2 separate regions of the Mus musculus genome follow, and region 1 is linked to region 2. Evidence: chromatin loops called from intact Hi-C (ENCODE). Cell type or tissue: left cerebral cortex. All regions are shown on one strand. Links, peaks and the distances in the headings refer to the core of each region. The heading gives the core; the rest is flanking DNA.

Region 1 (12,003 bases), core at 1,325-9,324, 150 kb after region 2:
CAGTTACAGTAGAGGCTGCTCCAGCCGATCACCCAGGTTCCAGTCCCAACACCCACACGACAGCTCCCAACCACTGGCACCTCCAGTTCCAGGGGTTCTGACGCCCCCTTCTGACCTCTAATGGCAGTAGGCACAAACTTGGACGACAGACACATATGCAGGCAAATACCCATACACAAAAAAATAAAAATAAACCTTGATAAATAAGGTCCTGCAGGATATGGGGGTGCATACCTTTAATCCCAGACTCAAGAGGCAGATGTAGGCTAACCTAGTCTACATGGCGAGTTTGAGACCAGTCAGGGCTGCATAGGAAGACCCAGAAGACACCTGACATTGACCCCTGGCCTCCTCATGTGGCTGCACACACACACACACACACACACACACACACACACACACATACATACATATACACACAGACACACACACATATATACATGCATACATAAACACATACATACATACACACACACAAACACACGTATATATATAGACGGACATACACACAGGCTCACACACAGAACATTTCTTCTCCCTTACCAACAACAGTGGGGAACAATGCCCCGCCCCATCCTGGCTCCCCCGAGTCTGATCTCAATGACTCTGGTCACATGGTGGGCTCACAATGACACGGTCACTCTAGAAGGATTTTGTAGCCAGGCCTGGTCATCAGAGCAAAGCTGTCTTGTGATTCACCATCCAGAGGCCTAAACCCACCTCAGCCATGACACTTTTGGAAGAGGAATTTCCTGGCAAGGCTGAGCTGGGGCCAGGGGAGGAGGGGGGAGGAGGGGGGAGGATGGAGAGTCCTTTTTCTTGGCCTCATAAGAACCAGTCTCAATGTCAGGGTGAAACCAGGGGACACAGATATTTTTAGGTATAGAAAGGTGTGACTAGGGAGGGGAGGAAGGGAGAAAGGAGGGGTGGGGAGAGGGGAGGGAGGAGGGAGGCAGACACGGGGGCACAGGCTAAAAGTTGGCTGCTGTCCCTCTGTCCCTCTGGCTCGTGACTTTTTTAGGCAAAAGGCTACCAAAGCTATTTGCAGCCTATGAAACAGGTGCTCGCCCCCCCCCTTACTCTCACAAGTGCTTGGGGGCCTCTTCCCCCGGGGCGGCCTCCAGGCTGCCCAAACCTATAAATGCCCCACAGCTTTGTCAATGGAGCTGGGACTTGCTGAGCAGCGCAGCGCAGCGCAGTGCAGCAGGGGCCACCTCAGGACCAGTCACCTCCAGTCCCCAAGATGAAACTCATCATAGGCATTGGAGGGTGAGCCCTAGGGCCTGGAGTGTGACCCTGTTTGGGGAGGGAAAAGACCTCAAGGCCCTGGGAAGAAAGTGCCTGCTGCCCATGGTCTGCAGGCATGAGGGGCATGTGAGCTTGGTGACCACTGAGGGGACAGGGATGGTCCCACTGCACCTGCACGGATGGATTATTTTAAAGATCATCAGGAAGATACTGGGGAGGCCTGCTGAAAACCTGGGGACCAGCCCTGTGGGGATGGGGGATGGATGTACAGGCAGTAAGTGAAGTGTCTCTGAACAGGATGAATGTGTGTGTGTGTGTGTGTGTGTGTGTGTGTGTGTGTGTGTTTTAATTCTGGAAGCACCAGGGTGAATCCAGGGCCTTGGGCATACAGAGCAAGCCCTCAGAACAGGGCTACTGGCCTGGCCCTCTTTTTACTTTTTATTTTGGAGTGGGCTAGCAGTCATGCAGGCTAGCCTTGAACTCACTCACACCTAGCAGGGTGACAGCGGGTGCCTCTAGGCCTTTTTTCTAATGATCCCCAGTGACCACAGCTCTGCTTGCCTGTGGCCTCCCACATGGCTGCTGTCAGCACCAAGACAGGCAACTTAGGGCAGAGGACAATATTTCCAGAATGGCTGAGGATGACACGAGTCACCCTAAGAACCAGATTGCTGTGACCTACTGCCCTGGCGTCCTGTCCTGGGGATTCTAGGCAGGGGCTCCCCTCCCTGAGCCACACCCCCAGCCACTCAGGGCATTCTGGGGAGGGGCTCTACCTGACCACGTCCTATCTTCAGAGCTCTGGGATTCTGGATAGTCACTGCACACAAATTCGTGCGTGCACGCGCGCGCACACACACACACACACACACACACCACCTGTCCACCCGAATGGGCCTGACTGTAACTCCATGGTGACTCGAGTCCTGTTAGGTGCTTGGGAGTGGGCGCTGACATCTCCCCACTGCCTCACACACGCTGCCCTTCCAGGGTGACCAACGGTGGGAAGACCACCCTGACCAACAGCCTCCTCAAGGCGCTGCCCAACTGCTGCGTGATCCATCAGGATGACTTCTTCAAGGTGGCTGTCTAGGGTGCAGAGGTGTGGGGAATACGGGGCAAGGCGTTCTCATTAGCCCTGCTTGTGCCCAAGGGTTGAGGAACCCTGTCAGACTGATGGAGGGGGTGCTGGCCTCACTGTGGCATGCTGGGATGTTTTTACCCACGACCTCTTAGACTTCTGCTTTCCCTTCTCTGCAATGGGTTCAAAGGGAGGAGTGACAGGTGATGATGGATAGACCACCGCACCTCGCTGTGGGGCCATCCTAGAGTGGCAAGGTGGGCTGGGCTGGCACAGGTCTGAGCCCAAACCTTGGGGTCCTGTGTTTCAGCCCCAGGACCAAATAGCAGTCGGAGAGGACGGCTTTAAACAGTGGGACGGTAAGCATAGTGCCCCTGCCCTAACTGCCCCACTGGGCCCTGTGGGTGCTTCCCGCTCTGAATTCTGCTATCTGTCCCACAAGTGCTTGAGTCCCTGGACATGGAGACCATGCTCAGCACGGTGCAGGCCTGGGTGAAGGATCCACACAAGTTTGCACGCGCTCATGGCGTCAGCCTTCAGTCAGGTGCCTCGGACACCCACGTACTCCTCCTCGAGGGTTTCCTACTGTACAGCTACAGGTAAGCATCAGCCTGCCAAGGCCCAAAGACCTTCAGAACCTCAGGTTGACTGTACTCACCCTGCTGTGAGAGCCTGCGCACTGCCAAGAGCTCTGTGTCTGTTTACACCGTGGAAGTGGGACGAATATGTGGCCTCGGGAGACATGGGGGTGCCACAGAGACACCAACTGACCCTGTCCCCCACTCCCTGACCAGGCCCCTGGTGGACTTGTACAGCCAACGCTACTTCCTGACCGTGCCGTATGAGGAATGCAAGCGGAGGAGAAGGTATGGTGCCACGGGTACGGGGGTGTCCCTGGAGTACAGGCTCCTCCCTGAGCCAGCCAGCCATGGGCAGTGGGCTCCGTAGTGACACTCTGTCACAGAAGCCCAGAACCGCAGGCCTGGACACAGCACACATACACCCTTCCCCAGACAGGCTCAATGGTGGGGAAAAAATGTGGAAGTTGAGAATCCCACAGCCACAGCCTTTGCCCAGGGATCTATCTAATCCTTCATCCAGAGCCTGTCTGCTGATTACTTGCAGTCTGCCTTGAGCAACAACTTCCCACGACAGGCCTGGAACTCCTTTCTCTCTACAGAAGCCGTACTTACATGGTCCCTGATCCTCCTGGCCTGTTTGATGGTCACGTGTGGCCCATGTACCAGAAGTATAGACGGGAGATGGAGCAGGACGGGGTGGAAGTGGGTAAGAACCAGAATGAGGCTCTGCCAATGCTCTAAACCCCAGGCTTCCCTACATCCCATTGAATCCCATCCCGGGCTCTCCTGCTGCTCTTTCCTGTCCTGAGAGAGTCCACACTGCTCTCCCTACCAGTCCTGACCCAGTCCCTTTCCGGTTTCAGTCTATTTAGATGGCATGAAGTCCCCGGAGGGACTCTTCCATCAAGTTCTGGAGGATATTCAAAACAGACTGCTCAACACATCCTAGCAAGACGCAGGTCCTGGACAGCAGGGCCTGAGATGTTCTGACTGGACGCAGTGGCTCTTCGCCTATAGGAAATCTGTACATAGGAGGGCATGTCCCCACACACGTGCAGTGGGCACGGACACTGTGAGATTTTCTAGCACCTCAACATTAAAGTGGACTCTGTTTTTTAACCTGGCGTCCTGTATGGTCCCTATGAGGTGAACCTCTCTCAGACCCTTTACTGGCACCTGGTGGCCTCTGTGGGTAACCTTGTTGATGTGCCTCAGTTTCCCTAAAGGAGACATTCCTCATGAACTTGGGTAAGGAGAAACAACATCTACCCTAATGTAGACAGGCACAGAGAGGTCACCTTTGGTACTCAGAATTACACAGTAAGTTGGTGTGTCCAGCTAGAAAGCTTCTCTGCCTAAATAGGATGGAATTCTAGAGAGTTCCCGAGGGATTCCTGAGATCTTTCTTCTCTCATCTGAGCCTCCCTCTACTTCTTTCGGAAACCAAAGCCAAGTCTCACTCTATAGGGTTATTTGGAATCTCCTAAATACACACACACAACACATGCTGCCTGTCCTGCAACCAGCATACCTGTCTCCTCTCACACACAACCATACACCCCCTGAACCATGGTGACAGTCTCAGTGTGATTTTTTTTTGTTTTTTTGTTTTTTGTTTTTTGTTTTGTTTTTCGAGACAGGGTTTCTCTTTATAGCTCTGGCTGTCCTGGAACTCACTCTGTAGACCAGTCTGGCCTCAAACTCAGAAATCCACCTGCCTCTGCCTCCCAAGTGCTGGGATTAAAGGCGTGTGCCACCATTGCCCAGCTCGGTGTGTTTTTTATTACTTGTGTGGACTTCATAAAAGGGAAAACTGAGGCTCTGAGCAGAACATTTCGGTGGTGCTGGAATGTAGATGTGGAGGAGAGTCGGCTTCAGAGATTTTATTCTTTGGCCTGAGGGTGACACCTAATGGCCATCTGTGGAATTGCAATGACAGAATCCCAATTACATATAGAAAAATGCTATAGTAGATGAGTGGATGGATGGATTAATGGGTGGATTGATGGATGGATGGACCGACGGACGGACGGACAGATGGATGGACGAGTGACTGAGTAGTAGTGTTCTGCTAAATAACAAGTCTGAAGCCTCCTTGTCTACATAAGACTTTGAAAATAAAATTGTTGCTTGTAATTTTAAAAACATGCTTCTTCTTTTGCCTGGGACCTACTGGTTTCCACCTTCTTTATTGACCAAATCAAGAACCAATTAGGGAACTAGATTTTAGTATCAGCTCCACCCACACATAAAATAATATAAAAAAATACAATAAATTATAAAATTCGTTTTCTTTTTTTCCTATCCTTTTCTTTCCTTTCCTTTTCCCCTGAGACAAGGTTTCTCTGTGTAGCCCTGGCTGTCCTGGAATTCACTCTGGCCTTGAAATCAGAGATCTGTCTGCTTCCCTTCAGAGTGTGGGGTTAAAGGCGTGTGCTATCAACGTCTGGCTCTTGAATTCCACTTTCTAACACTTGAGTTTTACCTTCAAACTTAAGGGTATTTTGTTTTGCTTTGGGATGGGGCTCCTGTACTCATTTCTATTTCTCTTGTCATGCTGCCCCAATCAATATTAGTGAGACCTGCCTTCTGCGTGACAGATGTGGGGTGTCCCCACACCCACAGGTAGCAATGCAGACATCTGTCATCTCCCCAGCTGTAGAAGTCCTGTGACCAACGTGAGGAGCTTCCCTGTAGGGTCGCAGCGTCAAGGTTAAGCAGAGGCTGAAAGCACAGGACTGGAACAGGGTTTATGCTTGCCAAACCCAGGCCTTTGTCCCAGGCACAACTGTGGCCAGACTCATCTGCTGGTCACGTCCCCCAAAATAGTTCAGCATGAGACAGGGACATAAGGGAGATGACTTCAAGGCAGCCAGAGCCTGGCCACTCAGGCACCGTAGACATGATTCATAGAATAAAGAATGAACTTGGGGCTGGAAGGATGGCTCAGTGGCTGCTCTTGCAGAGGACGGGAATCAGTCTCCAACACCCTCAGGGTGGCTCACATGCACTTGTAATTCCAGCTCCAGAGGACATCTTTCCGGCCCCTGTGGGTACTGCACACATGTGGTACACAGACAAAAATGCAGGCAAAATATCTATACACCTAATGAAAAAAAAAAGTAAAAAATAAACTGGGGGCAGCAAGAGGGCCCAGTAGGTAAAGGAGCTTGCTGCCAAGTCTGATGACATGAGTTCCATCTTCAAGGCCCTTATGGGAGAAGAAGGAAACCATTCCTACAAGGTATCCACTGACCTCTACACATGTGCTGTGGCATGTTCACGTGCCCCCCCCACACACACACATGTACACACCAATGTAATATGAACATTTTAAATGCTGGGACCAGCATCAGAGTCACTGGCTTGCCCAGTCTCCCCAGAACATCCCATGTCCTCAGGGACCCCACCCTCGGCTCACCAGGCGGGTGCACCTGTGTCGGGATGGGTTTATTGCGTGTTCCAGAGGCCTGGGATGACTCAGAAGAGGTAGGTTTCTGACCCGTGTTCTGTCTGTCAAGCAGAGCCTTGCCAAGAAGCCCTGCCCTTGGGGCCTCCTTTGGGTCCTAGCATGCTGGGGAAAGCCCCTCGAAGCCTTTCCAGAGGGACAGAAGGTTCCAGGGTCACCTGCCTACCCCAACCTTCTCCTAGCAAGCTGGCCAAGCCGAGGCCTCTGCTGGCCTCTGTTAGTGACGTGTGCCTCTCCCACCCACTCAGAGAGAAGCAAGCTCCCCCACAAACACTCCAGACATTACCAGCATCCCTAACTGGGCCATAGGACGGTCCAGGACAGACACAGGACACCCTGACATTGACGCCCAGAGGAACAGTGTATAAAATGGATTCCTCTACATGGCTAAGAATACTGAGGCTCAGGGAAGATGGAGTCCCTTGTCCAAGGTCTGTCACAAAAAAAGGTGGATTAGAGCTGGGCATTCTGACATATCTACCAACCCAGCACTCACTTGGAGGTGGAGGCAGGAGGATCAAAATTTCAAGGTCATCTGTGGCTACATAGTGAGTTGGAGCTACATGAGACTCTGTCTCAACAAACAAACAAACAAAAACCTCAGGTTGGTGATTGTGTCCTCGTGAAGGTTCTCGGTGGGGGCTGGGGACAAGTGTCACATTGGGGGAGCTCCAGACACAGAGTGGGACACTACTCAGCACCTTCCAGAATGCCCCACACAGAACACCCAGCCAGACATCCCCACAAAATGAGCTCAAGGTTCCTCTGTCTCCCGTATGGGTTACCGTGCTGATAGGGACACTCACAAGCCCCAGAGCCAGCAGTGGGGCCTCGTGGCTGACCCCTCAGCTCTATTGTCCCCAGATCCTGAAGAACTTGGCCTGTGGGACCTAGCAGAGCATAAGGTCCCCTGCCTGGCTGGATTTCCAGACTCCATACAGACACTGCTGTGCCTCAGTTGAGTTGAGTCCTAGGGATTCTGACCAAGGTCCCCACGCACTCGAGACAAACACTTTATCCACCGAACCAGATTCTCAGCTTTTCTTGTTGACTCTCCTGCCCCACACTTAACCCTAGGACTGTGACCTCACCAAAACCCACACACCCCAAGTCCTAATAACCACACCCAGAGACTGAGGTGATAGTGGTGGTTTGCTCAGGACCTGGAGATGGGTGACAGGCAGCCCTCCCCACCCTGTGCTGTCCTATCCCTGCACTGACACCTGTCACAGACATCAGCCAGCGCTCAGCGGAACACTCAGTCAGCACTTAGACCCCAGGGCCCCACCTGGTCCAACACTGTCACCTGCAAAGGTCACTGCTCTCCAGACCTCAGGTCTCCAAGGGCCAGGGAAGAGATGGGCATCCTGGACACTAAGTGGAAGATCAGCCAAAGCCAGAGGGGAGGGGCTGACAGGAGCCAGAAGTCACTAGTGGTGGGTGTCCCCAGGTCATCCACCCTACCCCCACACACCACCATGCACCCGGTGACTGCAAGTTGTCTGGAAAGGAACTTCTCATCTCCTCGTCTCTCCAGCCATCAGGAGTAGGTCTGCAGTAATGGGTCACAGGTGGAATTTGGGGACACACCTTGGGTTTATGCATGTGGGACAGCCACAAAATCCCTTTAGCCAGGAGTTGTGGTGCGTGTCTTTGATCCCAGCGCTCAGGAGGCAGAGAGAAGAGGATTTCCCTGAGTCCAGGGCCAGCCTGGACATATCAAGTTCCAGGACAGGCAGGGCTACAGAGACCCTACCTCAAAAAAAAAAAAAAAATGGCTTTGGCTTTGAACTACAGAGAAGTTCAGGGAGCTGCATACCCAGAGGAGAACTGAGTTTGGGGACACAGAGAGTCCCCTCTTTGATCCCCCAGCTCTTCACCACCCACACCAAGACACACATGCATTCTTGGGGGTCACTTGGGTAGGATGGGATGTCCCTGGCTCTGCACCCTTTAGATGACAGCTCCTCCTGCCCGCTGTCCCACAAGCCTTCGGGACCAGCAGGGTCTGTGTTTCACTCATCCTTCGTTTTAACACAATTCTTTGACTTTTGGGGTCATTTCTGCCGCAGGAAGCCTGGGTGAGGGCCAAGGAGGGGAGATGGTTGGCGTACTTACTTTTGTTTAAGATCTCAGGGGTTGAAGGAGCCGCTTGGGGTTGGCGTGCTCGGCTTTATAGACACGACGCCGGCTCCCCGCCAGGTTATTAATAGCGAGGGAGCTGCTTGCCCTAGTATGGTCAAGAGCTGAGCGACCGCGAACGTGGCTAGGCCCGGTCTGCTACGTGCACCTGTTCCAGGCTGTGACGGGGGTGGGGGGTTGGGTCGGGTGGAGGTGGGGGCGGGATGGCGCACAGCAGTGCCCTCTGACCTACAAGAGGCTAAACCCGAGGGAGCTTGTGGGGAGGTACGAACTAGACCACAAACACAGATCAAGGATACATAGTGAAAGCCTGTCTCAAAAACGTATAAATGCGTCAATTAACTGATTAAGACTCAACTCAGGGGGCCTTGCTACTAAGCCCCAGACGTCTGACAAGGCTCATAACTTGGGGTGTCTGGTTACCAGCTTTGGAGACACAAGAACTCATTGGCCCCTGGAGTTTAAAGCGGGTTGAGAAGCCACAGGGGTTTGTCAGCTGTGTCGGCCCTATCAGCTGTCGTCAGCGTTACCTGAAGCCACGAGCCCGTCCTCACTAACCGGGTGAAGCCCTGATACGGAAACAGAAACCTGGTGCACACACCCGGAGCCGGCATTCTCCGGTCCCCCATTCCAGCTTGAACCTATCTGTTCTATATCATTCCTCTTCTGCCTACAGCTCAGCCCCACCTTCGTTCAATTTAGCTAACAGACCAATCTTCCCAAATAACGCTCCATTTCTGGGTCCCGAGGATGCTCTATTACACGTTCATATTTTTGTAAAATGTGGGCTTATCGGGAAAGCTCGTGAAGGGGCCTATGGCAACAGCTTTAAAAAAATTATTTATTTTATGTATATGAGTACACTGTAGCTGTCTTCAGACACACCAGAAGAGGGCATCAGATCCCATTATAAATGGTTGTGAGCCACCATGTGGTTGCTGGGAATTGAACTCAGGACCCCTGGAAGAGCAGTCAGTGCTCTTAACAGCTGAGCCATCTCTCCAGTCACTTTTTTTTTTTTGAGATGGGTTTTTAGGTGTAGTCCTGGAACTCACTCTGTAGACCAGGATGACCTTGAATTCACAAATCCGGATCCCCAGGCCTTTGCCATCCCACATGGCTTCTCTATGAGCTTGTGTCTGTGCATCATGTGCACGCCCCATGCCCATAGACAGCGGAAGGTGTTGGATCCCAGAATCTTGACCTACAGGTGGTTAAGCTGCCATAGGGTGTGGGACTCAGAGAGGGCAGCCAGCATTCAGACTTTGGAACCTGGCCTGGCTCTCTCCTGCCGCCTCACAGTGGCTGTGCACACGACAGCATCTGAATGCCGCAGACCCCGTTACTGCTCATTATACAAACTGACCCAGAGCCCCAGGGACAGATCAGGCAGGACTCAGCTGTCACAAACTGCCTCGGCCTCCACGAGTTGGGATGACAGGTGCATATCCTCTAAGTGTCCTCCAGGTCTCCCCACACCCCCGCAGTGTGTCCTTTTCGGAGCTGTGTGATACTGCGGGTCCCCACTGAGATTCAGCTTTACCAATTGAGCCTTGCACGTCTCTATGTGAACTGTGGGTGACACCACCCTTGGTGTGTGGTGTGGCAGAGCCATAATCTCTTCGGCGGCGTAGGAGAGCACCTATCGTGGGGTTGCTCGCTCCCACCCTCCCTGCGGGGCGTGGGAGACAGGCGACAGTACGTGGAAAGCAGCTTTATTCTGGGGGTGGGTCGGGGTCTGGGGGTGCCGCAGCCTAGCGCACGCCGCACTCAGCCTGCAGCCGTTCCTGCTCCAGCGCACGCACCAGGTCGCGCACGAATTGCACCTCAGCGGCCACCTGAGCGGCTAGCGCGTCGTAACGGTTCTCCAGGCGACACAGGCGACGCTTCAGGCCCCCGGCACCCAACAGCGCCGCCCGCGCCTCCTCCTGCGCGCGCGTGCGCAGAGCCTCGGTGCGCCCCAGCTCCGTGCGCAGGCGTCGCAGGTCGCGCCCTAGCCCTGCGCTCCCGTCGCGGCAGCGCGCCTCCCGCTGCTCGGCGGCCGCGCGCAGCGCACACACGCGCTCCCGGCACTGGCGCCTGCCTCGCTGCAGCTCGCGCAGCCCCTGCTCTGCCGCCGCCACGTCCTCCAGCACGCGTGAGAAGCGCTCGAAGCTGGCGTAGCTCGTGTTGCGCGGCATGCTCGAGTGGGACTTGAGGCTGTACTCGCGCAGGCGCGCGGCGCGCAGCCGCCGTCGCTCTGGCTTCCGGGCGCCGTCCTCGCGCCTGCGCACCTGTGAAGAGCAGAGCTGCGGCAGGGGCCCACGTCTACAGCCCTCCCTCCCCGGAGCTCGATCCCGGGGTCCAGAAGCCTCACCTTGATCCAGGAATGCTCCAGGCTCTGTGCGATGGTCATCCTCCTCCTGCGGGATGGGAGGGTCAGCCCTCTGGTCACTCCACCCAAGGGACCCCGCATGACCCCCATCAAGGCAACCATGTCAGGTGACCCCACAATGACCCAAGTCTTCCACAAGTGTCCTATCCCAGTGTATGGAGAAGCCACACAAGCTGTAGCCCTATCAACCCTAAAGCCCCTGCCGCCCCGCCTGGGGAATGGGAGTAGACTTGCTCTACCACTCTGGTGAGGTTCTAAGAGCTGTGGTTACTTGTGTAGGGTTTTAAGATTTGTAGTCACTTTTGCCCAGAGGTCCTGGCTCAGTTGGCCATGTCTCAAAAATACAACAAAAAAGACCCCGAAAATAAAACTGGTGTGGCCAGCCACTGAGGCTGCCACCATGGGCCGCCTACTTGGGGTCTTTGACCAGCAGCCTGCGGATGAAGTCCTTGGCCAGCTCGCTGGTGCTGCTGAAGTATTCCTCATCAAAGTCATAGTTCACTGCTGAGATGTTCGTCAGCGTCTCCTGCTTGGTCTCGCCCAGGAATGGGGACGCTCCGCTCAGGCTGCAGAGAGACAGGGCGCATGGCAAGCCAGAGAGGGAGTCACTGAAGGGGGCTGACACCCCATACCCTCCCACTGGTTTTCTGGGAATAGGGACCTCAAGTGAGAGTCTGCCTGCTTTAGACGGGCCTGTAGGGTACTGACGACTGATGTGAGTGGGCTGTGGCCACTGTGAGCGATGCCAGCGGAGAGAACAAGCCCGCCCATAAAAACCGGCAGGCTGAGCAGGCCAGGAAGCAGTGTCCCGCCACAGTTCCTGCCTCTGCTCTCGCTTCTGCCCTGACTTCCTCCAATGTGACTGTGGTAGGAATGACCAAATCCTTTCCTCCCCAAGGTGGGTTTGGTCTTATCACAATAGAAGGCATACTGGGATATCTCCCCATATTCCTGACTCTTTAGGACACTGGCTCCCTTGAGAAGGGAAATATCTCCAGGGAAGGGAGTGGGCAAACCCTAGAACAGGGTCAACAATCCTTATTGAGGAGCTGAGATTAAGCCATGGCCTAGAATCCCTCAGTGAGGGTGTGGTCGGGGGTGGGGTCTA
Region 2 (12,003 bases), core at 2,577-10,576:
TGCCAGGAGCCCCACGTGGCAGACGCCTGTGTTTCACTCCTACTTACTGGGTGGTTTTGTGGAACACACTCAAAGAAAGGGGAAGTCAGGCCTCTGTTGGCCTGGTGACTCAGAGACACAGGTGCCGAACACCCCCACACAATTCCAGGCCCAGATCATGAGACACATGAGACAAGTGTCCTCCTATCCCCTCCTCCTGACATTTTATTCCTTTTTTCCCCCCAACTGACCTCAAGCTCAGCTCTGTAAACGAGGCTGGCTTTGAACTCCTGATTCTGCTGCCCCCACCTCCTGAGTACTGAATGGCAGGCCTGTGTCATAGCCGCTTGATGGTGGGGTTACCTGTCTGTATCACTGTACATCTTCCTCCGGGGCATTCAGAGACACGCAGGCTGGATCTGAACCCCTAAGTCCCAAATGGACTGGTCTTTCCTTTGCCTATGAGCAGTCTGTGCTCCCAGCAATGTGTGTGAGCCCGGTGTGGTGGCCCTTTATTTAGTTTCAGCATACTAGAGGCAGAGGCAGAGGCAGAGAAGCAGAGAGGCAGAGAGGCGGAGAGAGGCAGAGAGAGGCAGGCAGAGAGAGGCAGAGAGGCAGAGGAGAGGCAGAGAGGCAGAAGCAGAGGCAGAGGCAATCTCTAAGTTTGAGAGCAACCTACTCTACTTAGTAAGTTTCAGGACGGACAGCCAAGGCTACGTACTGAGACCCTGTCTCAAATTAAATAAATAAATATGCTCAGACTTTCTAGAAGTGGGAGGCCAGCAGAAGTCTCTGCTTCTGATCCAGCCCTGGATCTCCCCTGTTGTTCTGGGGAGAAGGCCTGGCCTGGGCTAGACATCAGATAACTGGCATCTCGTGGCTCCTGGCCTAAGGGGACTAAAAGATAGGAAGAGATATGAGAGATTGCAGTGATTTCTTTTCACTCTTCCTTGGGCAAGTTGCAATCTCAGTGCTTGACCCAAACTTCACGTGTGTGGTAACTGAGGCTCTGGGCCAAGTCATTTGCTGGAGGGCAAGAAGTGGTGCAGTTGCAGGTCTGGGATTGACAACTCCGAGTGACTGTGTAACTACTGGTTGGCCCTGCCTGGTTGTTCTCCCCCCCCCCCTACCCCCTACCCCCCAGACAAAGTTTCTCAGTGTAGCCCTGAGTGTCCTGGAACTCACTTTGTAGACCAGAAATCTGCCTGCCTCCACCTCCCAAGTGCTGGGATTAAAGGCGTGCCCCACCATCGCCCGGCCCCCTGCCTGGGTTTTAACTTCTGTTCCTGTCCTATCTGTCTTCACCCACCCAGTAGCTTCCATCTGCTGACAAGGTCTCTTGTAACTCAGGTTGACCTCAAACTCCTGCTCTAGCCCAGGAACTCCGGAGCCTCTTTCCTCGACCTCTGACCTCCAGAGTGCTGGGATAGGATGAATGCCTTAGCCATTGCCTCTGGTTCATTCAGGTGCTGGGGACAGAATCCAAGACAAGTTGTGCCACTCTCTACCTTCTGAGCTATGGCCACAGACTGAGCGTATTTTACTTTTTAAACAGGGTTTCATGTAGCCCAGGCTGGCTGGTCATTTTCTACATAATCAACAGAGACCTTGAACTCTTCCTTTCCCTCCTCCTTCACCTCCCTAGAGCTGAGATGGGAGGCCTGGGACCATGTGCACAGCTTCCAGCAGCCTCCTGGAGCTGACTCAGCAGCAACGGGTGCCTCTACATATCCGGCCCTTTTGGATTCAGCTCAAGTTTCTACTTCCTAAGGCTATCCCACCTCCTCCTTGTGCCTCCCTGTGGCTGGAGAAGTCACCAGAAATCTGTGGTCTCAGGCCAGGTTGAAAACTGAATGTCACAGTGAGGGCACTGAGGAACCAAGCGGGGCTTGAGGGCCTTCAGGCAGGATGAAAGCTGGCCCGCCAGGATGTTAGTTAGATCTCTGGCCAGGAGAGACGGAGACAATGCCAGATTAAAAAGCCCAGCAGAGAGGAGATGATTCTGTTTAACCTCATGAATGGAAGGGATGTTTGCCCCTGGAAAGGCAAAGGTCAGAAAAGACAAGTTAAGAGGAAGGAATCAGCACCCAGACCCTCAGGGTGGGAGTCCAGACAGATCCTGACAGCTTTTGATGTCCCTCCAGCGCCCCAGCAGCCCAGGACGCCAAGCCCACGCCTCCACCCATCCATGGGGCATTGGATTTCCTGGTGGCTGAAGTCCAGCCTCTGGGGTGGGGCCCGCTTTGATGTGGTGGGGTTCAGACCCCCTGACGGGGGGGGGGGGGGCAAGGCTCTGCCGAGTTCTCTGAGATTTTGGGATGGCTGGAGGGGAAAGAGGCCTTAGTGCTACTCACTGTTCAGTAAAAAAGAGCCTCATGGGACTGAGAGTGATTGGGGCTTGGTGCGGTAATAACATTTTTACATTTTAACTTTTTTTATAAGGTATTACACAGACCTTTCTCTTTTTTTAAGAATATTTATTATTATATGTAAGCACACTGTAGCTGTCTTCAGACACCCCAGAAGAAGGAGTCAGATCTCATTACGGATGGCTGCTGGGATTTGAACTCAGGACCTCCAGAAGAGCAGTCAGTGCTCTTAACCGCTGAGCCATCTCTCCAGCCCACATTTTAACTTAATTTAGGTGTTTGGGGTTTTTTGTTTTGTTTTGTTTTTGTTTGTTTGTTTTTTCTGGCTTTTCGAGACAGGATCTCTCAGTAGCCCTAGCTGTCCTGGAACTCACTCTGTGGACCAGGCTGGCCTCAGACTCACGGTGACCCACCTGCCTCTGCCTCCCAAGTGCTGGGATTGAAGTTAGGTGTGCGGCATCACTCCTGGTTTTAAGAAGCCATTTGGGGTTGGAAGTTAGGGGAATACAGGGCCTGAGGTGTGCAAGGCAGACACTCAGCCACTGAGCTCTGCTCCCACACAACACACTAAAGTTTAACCGGAGGCTGAGGCAGAGGGTTGCAAGCTCAACCTAGCCTGGGCAGCTTAGTAAGACCCTGAATCAAAATATAAAAAAGATCTGGGGTGGGGGAAGGCTGGAGAGATGGCTCAGCAGTTAAGAGCACTGACAGCTCTTCCTAAGGTCCCTGAGTTCAATTCCCAGCAGCCACATGGTAGCTCACAACCATCCGTAATGATATCTGGCAGCCTCTTCTGGTGTGTCTGAAGACAGCTATAGTTTACTTATATACAATAATAAATAAATCTTTTTTTAAAAAATCTAGGGCCAGGGGTGGTGGCGCACACCTTTAATCCCAGCACTCGGGAGGCAGAGGCCAGCCTGGTCTACAAAATAAGTTCCAGAACAGCCAGGGCTATACAGAGAAACCCTGTCTTGAAAAACAAAAAACAAACAAACAAACAAAAACAAAAAAATCCCAAAAAAAATCTAGGGCAGGGCCTAGTGGAGTACACCCTAATCCCTATAATCCCTACATGCTAGAGAGGCAGGAGGATCCCTGTGAGGGCGAGGCCAGCATGGTCTACAGAGCTACAGGACAACCAGGGCTACACAAAGAAACCCTGGGCGATAGATATAACAAGACAAAACAAAACACAGAAAACAAAATTTAAAAAAGAACACAAAAGGTCTGGACATGGCTCAGGGGTGGGGTTCCTGCCTAAAAATTCCTCAGTGAGGGTCTGTGGCCCTGGTCAGAGGTAAAGCTCTGCCTAGTATCCCCCCAAAGAGAGGGCTGGGGCGTGGTGGTCAGAGATAGAAAGCCTGACCAGTCTCAGGTCCCAGGTTCCATTTCCACCACCAAAAACTAAGAACTGTAGAGCAGACATGCTGATACATGTTATCTGAGCCTCAGGGCCATAGGGCTGCGCATTCATTCCTTCACAGCAACCTGACCTGCACAGACACCTGTCTGAAATGACAGCCCTTCATCAGCAACTCTTCCCACAGTCCCTAGTGCTTCCCAGGGTGAGTTAAAAACACCATAAACACCGGGCAGTGGTGGCACACGCCTTTAATTCTGGCACTTGGGAGGCAGAGGCAGGCAGATTCTGAGTTTGAGGCCAATCTGGTCTACAGCCAGGGCTATACAGAGAAACTCTGTAGAGCAGGCTGGCCTTGACCTCGCGGAGATTCACCTGCCTTTTCCTCTGGAGGGCTGGGACTAATGGCGTGTGCCATCACCTCCCAGCTTCTTTCTTATTTATTTATTTATTTATTTTTAATTGTCTCTGAGAGGCTTTCACTATGTAGCACAGGGGACTGGAACTTACAGAGATCCCCTGCTTCTGTCTCCCTAGTGGTAGCATTAAAGGCAGGTGAGCCCACACCAAGCTCACAGCCAGTGATGAAGGCTGAGACTCTGTTCAGGGTAACTGTCAGGCTGCTCCCTTCCTGGACCACCTGTAGAAACCTTTGACCTGTGCCTGGGTCCCCACAGCCGCCTGTCATTGTTTTACCCAAATGCTCTTCTATCTCTGTTGTAACAGGAAGCCCAAGTTTGATCAAGCCTAACCTTATCTAAGAAGCTCTATCTGAACTGTCACCTGCTTGAGAGGAGCGGCTCAGAATCCCCCAGCCTGTTGAGTTTGGGGGGCGTCACTTGCACCTGCCATTAAGATAGACATAAGCACATGCTGCATGTGTAAGCATGTGTGTGGTCCCATAAACACATGCTATCATTACAATGCGTCACCTGGCCAACATTACCCCATCACAGAGTTTCAGTTTACAAACAGCACGGGAGGACTGAGCCCACGACCGCAGTGCATGATGGGATGGAAACACCCTAACCCTGCCCCAACCCCTCCAGGGGAATTATGGGCGGGGCTCCACTCTGACCACACTCCCAGCCCTTAGTGTGGCTACCAGGAATCGAACTGGAAGAGCAGCAGGTTTTATTTAAACCACTGAGCAATATCTTCAATCATTTGTTTTTAAAAAGATTTATTTGGGCTGGTGAGATGGCTCAGTAGGTAAGAGCACCTGACTGCTCTTCCAAAGGTCCGGAGTTCAAATCCCAGCAACCACATGGTGGTTCACAATCATCTGTAACAAGATCTGACACCTATTATTTCACGTTTATGAGCATTTTCCCTGCATGTAAGCCTGTTTGCTTGCCTAATGCTCAAAAGGGTAAAAAGAGGTCTCCTGGGACAGTTACAGATACTTTTTAGCAGACAAATGGGTGCTGGGGATCGAACCCAGGTTCTCTGCAAAAGAAACAGGCACTCCTAACCATAGAACCAACTCTCAGTTTCTCTTTTACTGTGGGATGTTACAGAAGACTGGAGTAAAATCACATTTGGCAACCTAGATGTGTGGTGCTGTCTCTTCCATTTGGATAATGCGGATCAAATTCAAGTTGTTGGGTTTCTCTGTAAACCCCTTGGCTTGCTGAGTCAGTCCGCACTGACCTTCAAAATGATTTTTTTTTTTTTTTAATGAAAATGCTCTTAGCCCAGCTTCTATCTCAGATCTAGGTGTCAGCCTCCCAGCCTGTTACTCCTCCTATGGTTCAATGTACCCCTTGGTCAGAGAGTAAAATCAAGGTTCCACGGGAAGGGAAATCAGTGCCTGGTGGTCATTTCCCCAGTCCTCCGTTTATAAAGCATACGTTCATTTATTGATTTAGGTCTGTGTGTGATGCACATGGCACAGCACACAGTGGAGTTCAGAGGACAACTTGCTGGAAAACCATTCTCACATTCCACTTTGTGGGTTCCGAATGCAAGTCGTCCACTAGGTGGCGAGCACCTTCAAGTGCTGTGCAATCTCACCAGACCCATTTTTTTTCAACGTAGTAAGAAAAACTACACCTGGCCGTACTGCAGGGGCGGGGGGTGCCTCTTTGGAACCTAACTCCTTCCTTAGAAGCCTACTAAAAACGCCTCTTCTGCCGAATATCCCCGGTCCCCATCTCCACACCCTAGCTCACCGGTCAGAATGGGGACTACTGGCCCTTTAAGGAGCTCCGCCCCACAGCACGCCGCCAGTCGCCTCCGATTGGTCCCGAGCGCGCCGGAGCGCAGCCGAACTTGACGCACCCGCCCGCAACCTGCCGACGCACCTCCCACGCGGCTCCGCAGATCTTCAGCCAACCACCGCCCGGCGCGCCGAGACTAATCTGCATGACCCCACCTCTCATGGAGGCCTCAGCCAATTAGAGCGCTATCCTTGGGTTCATTAGCATGAGGGCGGAGCGGGCGCGGGCGCTTGGTTGGACCGTCGCCGCGTCTCAGGTCCCGGGAAAGTTTTTTCAGAGGTGAAAAGAGCCGGGAAGTCCGGGCCTGCGCGGGGCGGGGGCTGCGGGGCGCGGCCTCCGGGACTCGATCTCGCAACAAAGGATCGCGGGGCCTCCTGCCCGAGGACCTCCCCGCCCCGGGATCCGCCTCCCCGGTCCGGGCCCCCCGGGGATCGCCCTGCGGTTCCCATCGAGGTGGCAGGCAGGACCCCCTGACCTTTGCCGGCTTCTGTTCCAGATCCCGCCCGGAGTGGCCATGTCCCACGGTCCCCGGCAGCCAGGCGCAGCCACCGCGTGAGTGCGCCTCCCCCAGCCTGTCCCGACCCTGGATAAGCCCTGTCCCCATCGTCGGGTACCCCTGGAAATGCCTTGTGTCCATCTCGAGTACCAGGGGTCATGCCCTGTCTCCACCCCGGGTACTCCTGGACATGTCCTGTCCTGCATCCTTGGGAACTCTTAAACATTCCCTATATCCACCCTCGGGTACCCCTAAACACACCATGTCCACGCTGGGATCTCTGGACATACCCTGTCTCATCCTCAGGTACCTCTGTGTACCTCTGTTTTGGGAACCCCTGATCCTGTCCTGTCCCTATACCCTACCTACCTTATCCCCACTACAGGAACTTCTGACCATGTCCTGTCACCCTTCGGGGATTTCTGTACTCCCTGTAGAACTGCCAAGACACCCTATGGCCTTCCTCACTATCTCATCTTCCTCCCAGGCCCCAGGACCAACTCACCTCGTCCTCCGTCCCCACCCCGCCAGTGGCCTACTGTGATCCTTGGATCCTCAAACTCTGGGTCCCCACCCCCTTTTTCCAGGCTCATGCGTGCTCCCACATACTTCTGTGATCTCCAATGACAAGAAGGGGATGGGTAGGTATGGGGGAATGATTTTGGCACTGATGGATGACGCTGGTTTCCATTGTCCCCAAGACCTGCGGGAGGCAAGACTCCGGGCCAGCACGGGGCCTTTGTAGTGGCTGTCAAGCAGGAGCGCAGCGAGGGTTCCCGAGCTGGAGAGAAGGGGCCCCAGGAGGAGGAGGTGAGTCCCCATCTGAAAAGCCTGGCCGGCCGCTGGCTCAGCAACACATACCTCACAAATCCAGACTATAAGATCCTCCCACTGCCTAGCAAGAGGCCACACCCCAGCCTAGCCTGTCAGTGGCTTCAGCCCCACCCCTAGGAGGCTGTCTTGGTGCAGGACCCGTAGGTTCTCTAGAGTTCTGACCCTTGATCTGCCGACCTACCACTAGACTAGGCCCCGCCCATATGCCCCAGACCCCCACCCACACTTCCCAGAGCCCCTCCCAAGGACACAGCCTCCTCCTGCAGCCAGTGAAGAAGCGAGGCTGGCCCAAAGGCAAAAAAAGAAAGAAGATTCTCCCAAATGGGCCCAAGGCCCCCGTCACTGGCTATGTTCGCTTCCTGAATGAGAGGCGGGAACAGATTCGCACCCGCCACCCGGACCTTCCATTCCCGGAGATCACGAAGATGTTGGGCGCCGAGTGGAGCAAGCTGCAGCCGGCAGAGAAGCAGGTAGAGACCAGAGAAAGGGGTGGCAGAAACAGGAGGATCCCTGGGCAAGCCCCATCGGTGAGAGACCCAGGCCCAAAGAACAAGGTGGAGAACGTCCAGTAGTCCTGGAGAAGGGACCCTCTCTCTGTGGGTTGGAGGGAGGAAGGGAGGCAAGGGAGGGGTTACGAATACATCAGTATGAGGGGAGTTGGGGGCCTGGCTCTGGCCACATCTGTGTGCCTACCTTCGTTTGGGCTGGCCCTAGTTTGAGGATGCTGCCCCCCTCCTAGCGGTACCTGGATGAGGCAGAGAAGGAGAAACAGCAGTACTTGAAGGAGCTGTGGGCATACCAGCAGTCAGAGGCCTACAAGGTCTGCACTGAGAAGATTCAAGAAAACAAAATTAAAAAAGGTGAGTGAGCCAGGCAGTAGTGGTGCACACCTTTACTCCAGCACTTGGGAGACAGAGGCAGGTGGATCTCTGCTTTTGAGACCAGTCTGGTCTGTAAAGTGAGTTCCAGGACAGCCAGGGCTACCCAGAGAAACCCTGTCTCAAAAACAAACAAAAGCCGGGCGTGGTGGCACACGCCTTTAATCCTAGCACTCGGGAGGCAGAGGCAGGCGGATTTCTGAGTTCGAGGCCAGCCTGGTCTACAGAGTGAGTTCCAGGACAGCCAGGGCTACACAGAGAAACCCTGTCTCATAAAACCAAAACCAAACAAACAAACAAACAAACAAAAACCCAACAACAATAAAAGGAAAGGTGAATGGGCCCAAACTCCCCTCATAAGCATAAAGGTTTATGTGGGGCCGTCCAGGTGGGGCCTCTGGACTGGGAGGGTGCTGGCTGACCTGCCTTCCTCCCTCCCCACTAGAGGACTCCAGTTCTGGGCTCATGAACACCCTCCTGAATGGGCACAAGGTAAGGGCCTCTCAGTCCAGAAGTACTTAAGAGAGAAGATACCTACCCCCAAAGCTAGTGTGTTCCATAGATAAAAGCAAGACCACTGTGGAGACACAGTGACTCTGTGGTGGGGCATAGCTTAGTGGTGAAGTCATTGCCCAGAATGCACAGAACCAAGGGCTCTACCCCCACCACCACCCACCCACCCCACCATGAGAGGGCCTCATGTATAGAGTGCTGACCTGGCATGCAGGAAGCTGGGGACTCCAGCGCCACTCAGAGTTAAGAACACTCACTGCTCCTGCACCCCCTTGGGTGTGAGCACAGACACCTCTAACTCCAGTTCTGGGGCATCTGCTAACCTCCTCTGGCCTCTGTGGATAATGCATGCACATGGGAGACACACAATACAAAGGAAATAAAAGCAGTCTGGGGCTCCAGGCGACCCAAGCTCCAGAGATGTGGGTCCCCACCGAACTCATTGCCATGTCCCAGGGTGTGGACTGCGATGGCTTTTCCACCTTTGATGTGCCCATCTTCACGGAAGAGTTTCTGGACCAAAACAAAGGTGAGATTTTAGCAGGTGCTTATGTCCTGGTTGCAGGATGAGTGGAAATGAGAATGAGGGCTGGAGTCAGGACTGAAGTTCCAGGGGGCCGTGATGGAGGAGGGATGGGGTCAGGGATGGAATGGGCAATAGAGGGAAGATGGGGCCAGACTGGAGACGGTGGGGGTACGGTGCGGTTAGGAATGGAGGGAGAAAAGGGTCGGGCTGGGGTCTAGGATTGAGGGCGGATAGGATCAGGGCTGAAGGGAGATGAGATCAGGGGTAAGGTCAGGAATGGAGGGAGATGGGTCGGGTTGAGGCCAGAGATGAAATGGGTCTATAGCACTCCGGGACCAGTATGACGGGGAGGCAGCTCAGGGCTCTGACTCCTGTCCCGCAGCACGCGAGGCAGAGCTGCGGCGCCTGAGAAAGATGAACGTGGCCTTCGAGGAGCAGAATGCGGTGCTGCAGCGCCACACGCAGAGCATGAGCAGCGCGCGTGAGCGTCTGGAGCAGGAGTTGGCGCTGGAGGAGCGGCGCACACTGGCATTGCAGCAGCAACTACAGGCCGTGAGGCAGGCGCTCACGGCTAGCTTCGCCTCCCTGCCGGTGCCCGGTGCGCAGCCCCGCCCACACCTCCGGTCCCGCCCACACTTTTCAATTAGGCCTCGCCCGAGTTCGGACCCGCCCCCTCGCAAGGCCAATTCCCTGGTCCCTCCCAGCTACGGACCTGGGAGGCCTCTCTCTAACCCACTGACCCGCAGGCACCGGGGAGACACCGACCCTCGGGACGCTGGACTTTTACATGGCGCGGCTTCATGGAGCCATCGAGCGCGACCCCGCGCAGCACGAGAGACTGATCGCGCGCGTCAAGGAGATCCTGGCGCGGGTAGCCAGGTGCGGGATGTGGGAGGGGAGAGTGGGGTGAAGGGAGAGAGCGGCTCTGCTTGAGGTCTTCATCACCCCCTCTGTCCTACAGCGAGCACCTGTGACAGACCTCTTGGACCAGGAGATGCCCCTCCCCACCCGCCCAGAAAGAAGCTACACCTTGGGGTCTCCAGGCCCCCCTCAAATGAAATCTCAACCGCATCCCTTTAGCTTCGAACCCCATCCCAGGTTGCAGAGACCGGGAGACCTGCCTGCCTCACAGGGAGGGTCACACTACAGTGGGTCAGGAACAGAGGAGCCAAGGCCGCTGGACTCGGATACCCCACCCCCACCCCTGGTGCTGAGCAGGAGGACCCCAGGTCGCTCACCATACAGCCAGGGGACCTGCTGCGCAGGCGCTGGCTAACCTGGCAGAGCCGGGGTAGGGGTGGGGCAGTCCGACAGCCCCTTCCCCTGCGCCTTTCATCACTCAATCTGGACTTTTAAATAAGTGTTGAATAAAAACAAATGGGTTTTCACTCAAGTTAATATTTGTGGCTTTGGGGGAGTGGGCCCAGCCTGTTTATGATTCTCCTGCTGTGGTGGTTTGGTCTGCCCTCCTACCTCTGGTAGAGGATCTCAGGACCTTCACTACACGGTTATCAGGTGGGGAAACTGAGGCAGAGTTGGGCTGGAGTTCCCCATCACCCTGTTGGTTTTGAGGGTCTTCTGTGGGTTCAGGGCCAGGCTGGACATTCAGTTCACCCAACCGAGTCCCCAGACTGGACTTCAGTCCACCTCAGAAATTTACTGCTTTAGCTGGGTGTTGGCCAAGCCTTTAGTCCCAGCCAACACTCAGGCAGAGGCAGGAGGATCTGCATGAATTCGAGGCCAGTCTGGTCTACAGAGTGAATTCCAGGACAGCCAGGACTACCCAGAAACCCTGTCTCAAAACAAACAAACAAAACAACACCACAGAGTTCTCCAGCCATTAGCACCATCTAGTTCTAGAACATTCTTCAGAGGAAACCCTGACAGCATGAACCTTCTCTGTGCCTGGTCTCCGGCCCTCTTACACCCACCACTCACTCCACATTCTTGGACATTTTCCACCATGGAGGTTGTACAGTGTGGCTTTTTATGCCTGCTTCTCTCAGTGAGCATCACTGACACTATGGGGCATGTCCTCTTCACGGCTGAGTAATATTCCATGTGCCCCAGGCTGTGGTAAGTCACTCTGGCGTGGCAGTCTGTGCCTGTCTGCTTCCTGTTTGACCATCCACATCGACCTCCCCCCACCCCTGCCCTGCCCCAGGGCAGGAGCTGTGGGATGTGGCAGATAACTGTGGAAGATACCTCTGGCTCAAACTTGAAGAGCCCTGCCAAGGGACTCTGTTTAATTAATGAGATAGAATATCTTGTAAAACTTCCCAATCCAGCACACATATGCTGTGCCAAGGAATTGTATCCCCCCAAATGTGCTCCTGTCCTCACCCCAGAACCCCCAGGCATGGCCTTATTGGGAATCAGGAGGAAAACAGTGAGATTAACTTGAGTGAGGTCATGTTGGGGTAGAGTGGGCACTATGCCAGCAGCGAGTATCATTTTGAGAACAGGAAAGTTAACACAGGCCTAGGAGCGGGCTTAGTGACAACAGAGGCAGAAACTGCACAACAGGCCTGTGGGCCAAGGCCAGTCAAGGACTGCCAGAGTCGAAGACAGCCTCCCACAGCCCCGGGAGAGAGGGGAGCACCTCCACTTATCAACTGAGGAAGGATTAAGTTCATCTGAGTTTTGTTTTGTGACAATGTCTCATGTAGCCAAGGCTAGCCTGGAATTCACTGTGTGTCAAGGATGACCTTGATCCTCCACGTCCCCAGGTAGGGGTGTCCTTATGCCCAGATCTCTCTCTCTCTCTGAATACTCTCTCTGTATGTACACCTGCATGCCAGAAGAGGGCATCAGATCCAATTA

What was found. Peaks named below come from ENCODE experiments on the same cell type or tissue, not always from the same donor. Only the 100,000 strongest peaks of a DNase experiment are listed, where the experiment ranks them.
Region 1: a loop joins it to region 2, with 2.9 times the contacts of the local background. A loop is called at or near these places in 11 of 42 quality-filtered maps.

What each region holds. Positions count from the first base shown.
Region 1 is chr10:81,191,217-81,203,219 of GRCm38, reverse strand. Nmrk2 (nicotinamide riboside kinase 2) reads left to right here and starts at 1,183. Exons shown (of 7, transcript NM_027120.2): 1 at 1,183-1,269; 2 at 2,239-2,329; 3 at 2,640-2,688; 4 at 2,772-2,928; 5 at 3,124-3,195; 6 at 3,510-3,616; 7 at 3,774-5,050. The coding sequence starts at 1,244. The coding sequence ends at 3,859. Atcayos (ataxia, cerebellar, Cayman type, opposite strand) reads right to left here and starts at 8,529. Exons shown (of 3, transcript NR_015477.1): 1 at 8,498-8,529. It overlaps Dapk3 (death-associated protein kinase 3), which reads right to left. Exons shown (of 9, transcript NM_001190474.1): 7 at 11,309-11,461; 8 at 10,878-10,923; 9 at 10,023-10,794. The coding sequence ends at 10,276. In left cerebral cortex, for the core only: a CTCF peak has its summit at 4,831 (motif pointing left); DNase peaks (open chromatin) are centred at 4,803, 8,570 and 9,277; H3K27ac peaks cover 644 bases.
Region 2 is chr10:81,344,616-81,356,618 of GRCm38, reverse strand. Hmg20b (high mobility group 20B) reads left to right here and starts at 6,192. Exons shown (of 9, transcript NM_010440.3): 1 at 6,192-6,485; 2 at 7,131-7,239; 3 at 7,530-7,733; 4 at 8,003-8,123; 5 at 8,587-8,633; 6 at 9,111-9,183; 7 at 9,563-9,778; 8 at 9,927-10,059; 9 at 10,142-10,573. The coding sequence starts at 6,448. The coding sequence ends at 10,154. In left cerebral cortex, for the core only: CTCF peaks have their summits at 5,701 (motif pointing right) and 9,674; DNase peaks (open chromatin) are centred at 5,716, 6,027 and 9,660; H3K4me3 peaks cover 1,599 bases; H3K27ac peaks cover 906 bases.